Regions from separate parts of the Homo sapiens genome. Here region 1 is linked to region 2. Evidence: read pairs that join two places in POLR2A ChIA-PET (ENCODE). Cell type or tissue: IMR-90. All regions are shown on one strand.

The links. Peaks named below come from ENCODE experiments on the same cell type or tissue, not always from the same donor. Only the 100,000 strongest peaks of a DNase experiment are listed, where the experiment ranks them.
Region 1: POLR2A ChIA-PET joins it to region 2 with 5 read pairs; 2 of 35 experiments call an interaction of 5 or more read pairs at or near these places.

The regions. Positions count from the first base shown.
Region 1 is chr14:64,545,870-64,548,369 of GRCh38, forward strand. No RefSeq gene overlaps it. Among named protein-coding and RNA genes, the nearest start is that of PPP1R36, 2.8 kb to the right of the region's middle. In IMR-90, no CTCF peak of the experiment used is centred here; no DNase peak of the experiment used is centred here.
Region 2 is chr14:65,004,503-65,007,002 of GRCh38, forward strand. All of the region lies in intron 4 of CHURC1-FNTB (CHURC1-FNTB readthrough), which reads left to right. All of the region lies in intron 2 of FNTB (farnesyltransferase, CAAX box, subunit beta), which reads left to right. It also overlaps a transcript of MAX not described here. Among named protein-coding and RNA genes, the nearest start is that of FNTB, 19 kb to the left of the region's middle. RefSeq lists an enhancer at 591-1,790. In IMR-90, no CTCF peak of the experiment used is centred here; a DNase peak (open chromatin) is centred at 1,469.

The DNA of each region.
Region 1 (2,500 bases), 460 kb before region 2:
ATGTATAATCTTAAACAGTAATACAACCTGGCTATCTAGATGAAATCAGAAAATCTATTTTTATGATTTTCCAATAGTGGACCTATAACATATTCTTACTTTTAACTGAATGTAGTTTATAAAGGTTGTGTTGTGAGGCATGCTCCTCTTGCTTTTGAACACGATTTAAATTGAAGTTTAAAAATATCTCACATCCGTATGTCTCAACTGTTAAGGGAATATATATGTTTGGATTCAGAAGCAGGAATATTCAATTGTGTAATGTATAAATAGGTGTGAATAAACTTCTGAATTAGTTACAGAATTAGGAGCAGAATTTAATTCCTCGAGGAAAATTTTGGATCTTTAGAAAAAGCCCAGTTTTGTTTTGTTTTCTGAGACAGAGTCTCACTCTGTTGCTCAGGCTAGAGTGCAGTGGGGCCTCCTCAGCTCCCTGCAACCTCTGCAATTCTCCTGCCTCAGCCTTCCGAGTAGCTGGGATTACAGGCGCATGCCACCACACCCGGCTAATTTTTGTATTTTTAGTAGAGAGGGTTTCACCGTGTTGGCCAGGCTGGACTTGAACTCCTGAGCTCAGCTGATCTGCCCGCCTCGGCCTCCCAAAGTGCTGGGATTGCAGGCGTGAGCCACTGCGCTTGGCAAAAGCCCAGTATTTATTATTTTTTTTGAGACAGAGTCTTGCTCTGTTGCCCAGGCTGGAGTGCAATGGCACGATGGCTCACTGCGACCTCTGCCTCCTGAGTTCAAGTGATTCTCCCACCTCAGCCTCCTGAATGGCTGGGACTATGTAGTAGAGACAAGAGTTTCACCATGTTGACCAGGCTGGTCTGGAACTCCTGACCTCAAGTGATCTGCCCGCCTTGGCTTCCCAAAGTACTGGGATTACAGGCCTGACCCACTATGCCTGGCCCCAGTGTTTATTCTTGATATAGCTTTTTATTTTTATTTTTGAGTTGGAGTCTCCTTCTGTCGCCCAGGCTGGAGTGCAGTGGAGCAATCTCGGTTACTGCAACCTCCGCCTCCTGGGTTCACGCAATTCTCCCGCCTCAGCCTCCAGAGTTGCTGGAATTATAGGCACCCACCACCACGACTGGCTAATTTTTGTATTTTTAGTAGAGACGGAGTTTCACCATGTTGGCCAGGCTGGTCTTGAATTCCTGACCTCAGGTCATCAGCCCGCCTCGGCCTCCCAAAGTGCTGGGATTACAGGCCTGAGCCACCGCACCCGGCCTTGATGTAGCTTTTGAAATGGAAATATTTTAGGGTATATGCAGTTCTGAAATTTAATAGGGTGATGCTTAATGTTAAAATGTCTTTCCCTTAGAACATACCAAGATGTCATAGGCCCTTTCTTCCCCTTCTTTCAGTGTAGATTAGGTTGTCTGTGAATTGAAGGTTTAGTAAATAAGCAATCAAAAATGGAGCTGCTGGCGCGGTGGCTCACGCCTATAATCCCAGCACTTTGGGAGGCCGAAACGGGCAGATCACTTGAAGTCAGGAGTTCGAGACCAGCCTGGCCAACATGGTGAAACCCTGTCTCTACTAAAAATACAAAAATCAGCCAGGCATGGTGGCGTGCCCCTGTAGTCCCAGCTACTCAAGAGGCTGAGGTGGGAGAATCGCTTGAGCCCGGGAGGCGGAGGTTGCAGTGAGCGGAGATCGCACTACCGTATTCCAGCCCGGGCGACAGAGTGAGACCCTGTCTCAAAACAAAACAAATGAACAAACAAAAAAACAGGAGCTGCCATCTGCAGATGTATAGTGTCAGAAAAAAAAATAATTTTTCAAAAATGGAGTTGTTAATTCAAAATTTTGCATTGCTGTTTTCTTCTGTGGAAAGTTAATTTTTTAAGGTAGAATTACAACACTATAAAAACCTGTCCATTGGCCGGGCGCGGTGGCTCACGCCTGTAATCCCAGCACTTTGGGAGGCCGAGGCGGGCGGATCATGAGGTCAGTAGATCGAGACCATCCTGGCTAACACGGTGAAACCCCGTCTCTACTAAAAAATAAGCCGGGCGTGGTGGGGGCTCCTGTAGTCCCAGCTACTCAGGAGACTGAGGCAGAATGGCGTGAACCCGGGAGGCGGAGTTTGCAGTGAGCCGAGATCATGCCACTGCACTCCAGCCGGGGCGACAGAGCGAGACTCCGTCTCAAAACAAACAAACAAAAAAACAAACCTGTCCATTATCTTTTTTATAGAATTAGCATGAATTATATTCAGTTAATGTCTTGGACCTAAAATCTGGGACCAGCAATTTAGTTATATATTATATGCTCTTAGATAGTTATATGACCTTAAGTTTCTCTTAATTAGGAAAAAAAAAAATTCCCTCACAGGACACTTGGAGTTATCAAATATTTAGAAGTTACCTTCATCCCTACTAAATATCATCAATTGTGTTTATTCTTCTTTACAGGGACAATCATATTTCCAGTTTTGGTTGTGAGTTTCTAATGTCATTTAAAAAGAAACCTAACTGGTGAAAAATGTACCTTA
Region 2 (2,500 bases):
TTCTCCACTCGAGCTGAGCTGCCAGGTGTTACATGGGGATTCCCCTCAATGCCTCAATTCTGAGGTCTGAAGATGGAGAGAGGAATTCCAGGTTTTTGTTTAGTGGTGGCCTGCTGCTCTGGTCTTCAGATGAGAACTCTCAGGTTTTTCTTTTTCTTTCTTTTTCTTTTTTTTTTTGAGACAGCGTTTCGCTCTTGTTGCCCAGGCTGGGGTGCAGTGGCACAATCTCGGCTCTCTGGAACCTTCGCCTCATAGGTTCAAGTGATTCTCCTGCCTCAGCCTCTCAAGAAGCTGGGATTACAGGCACCCACCACCACACTCGGCTAATTTTTGTATTTTTAGTAGAGACAGGGTTTCACCGTGTTGGCCAGTCTTGTCTTAAACTCCTGACTTCAGGTGATCCACCCGCCTCAGCCTCCCAAAGTGCTGGGATTACAGGCGTGAGCCACTGTGCCCGGCCCAGATTTTTCTTTTTCATATTGTACTTTGAAACATTTAGAGTCCAGGGAGATGGCAAGGGATGGATTATTATTTGACTGGAAAAACATGGGAAGTTTGAGTTTCTCCATGCCTACTCCCTGTTGGTAATTGTGTTCCATATCCCAAGGATGAAATTTCAAACAAGAAATAGAATGCCTTTTGTTTTCCTTGGAGCTTAGCAAGTTGAAGTCTTCTAAGTCCTGTGAGGTCAGGTATTTTGAAAAGGGAATTATAGGAAAAAATTTATTATTTAATTTGAACCTTTATTTTCTCTTCCAGTGTTTTGTAATATGTCACACTAGAATTTCATAAGGTTATTTCATTCTTGTATTAGTACTTCTCATGCAGTCAGAGTCTTTTTTTGAAACCATTATTTGTTATATTTCCAGCCATCAGAATTGATCAGTAGCCTAAAACTGTGTGGTCACCATTTTATCTTAATGATGGAACACTTTCTCTTCCTTTCTTTTCTTTCTTTCTTTCTTTCTTTCTTTCTTTCTTTCTTTCTTTCTTTCTTTCTTTCTTTCTTTCTCTCTCTCTTTCTCTTTCTCTTTCTTTCTCTCCTCTCTCTTTCTCTCTCCCTCTCTCTTTCTGTCTCTGTCTTTCTCACTTTCTTTCCTTTCTGTCTGTCTTGTCTTGTCCTGTCCTGTCCGGTCCTGCCCTGCCCTGCCCTGTCTTGCCCTGTCTTGCTCTGTTGCCCAGGCTGGAGTGCAGTGCCCTGATCATAGCCCACAGCAGCCTTGAATTCCTGCGAATCCTTTCAGTGCAGCCTCCGCAGTAGCTGGGACTATGGGAACACATCACTATGCCTAGCTTATTTTATTTTTGTTTTTATTTTTTGTAGAGATGGGGGTCTCACTGTGTTGCTCAGGCTTGTCTTGAGCTCCTGGCCTCAAGCAGTCCTCCCAAAGTGCTGAGATTACAGCTGTGAGCCATGGCACCTGGCCGAGAGAACACTTTTCCTTGACATCTCTGAACAAAGTGTGGTTAGGTCACTGGCTGATTCACTCTGGCTGGGAAGTTGCAGGTCTGAAGTTCAGCCTTTCCTCCTTCATCATGTCTCTTGACTTCTTGAGATCTTCTAACAGACTAAATCCTAGCAAGTCAGTCTCTAGGTACTTCTGCTTACTGGAACATTATAAATAGGTCCAGCTTTGTTTGTTACCTTTGTGTCTTTTTTTTTTTTTTTTTGCCACCATTTCCTTAAGAAACTTTTTCTGATTAGCCATGGCAGAAAACAGTTGGAAAAGGCAAGTGTTCATAAGGAAAGACAGGTGGGAGGGTTAACTTCATCTTTGTTCCCTGGGGAAGGAAAGGAGGAAAAATATCAGCTTACTAGTATAGTCTTTCCCTTAACTGCTAAACCAAATCTCTGCATTAACCCAATGCTCTGACCTCAATAAAATGAATTATTCCTCTTGTCATGAGATACAGCTAGAGATTAGCAAATGACGCCATTTATTTAAATAGCTTGGGAGAACGAGCTCTCTTAAATGTAATGGTATCCTTGGCAGTTCGCTGCCCCTAGGCACAAGCTGGTTCAAGCTTAGCCTCCCCAGAGGGGACAAGACTTCATAATGGTGAGGGTGTGGGTGATTGCTTTTGGAGGGGCTTTGTTGTTGTGGTTGTACCCCCGATGACTCACCCGATCGGGCTGAGTCACTGTCCACTGCCTGGGCTCTGGGGACACACAGCCTCTGTTTCTCACATGAACCTTTGATTATTTGACATTCCCTTTTCACTTACCATCAGGATAGAGCCCTTGGTCTCTTTCATTCCTTTTTTAAAATTTGTTTTTCCTTAGCTCATGAGCTGAAGAAAGACTTTTATTCACACTGAGATATGAGGGAAAATGGGAGGTTATAGTCTGGGAGGAAGCAGTTGTTTTTTGAGAGTGGTGGTAGATGATATTAAAGGAGTGAAATCCCCTGATTCATAGCTGGTAGGTCAAGTATGGGTGGGAAAAAAAAAGTGTTCCTCCTGGGCTCGGATCCTTGTGGAAATAGAATATATCAGGGCT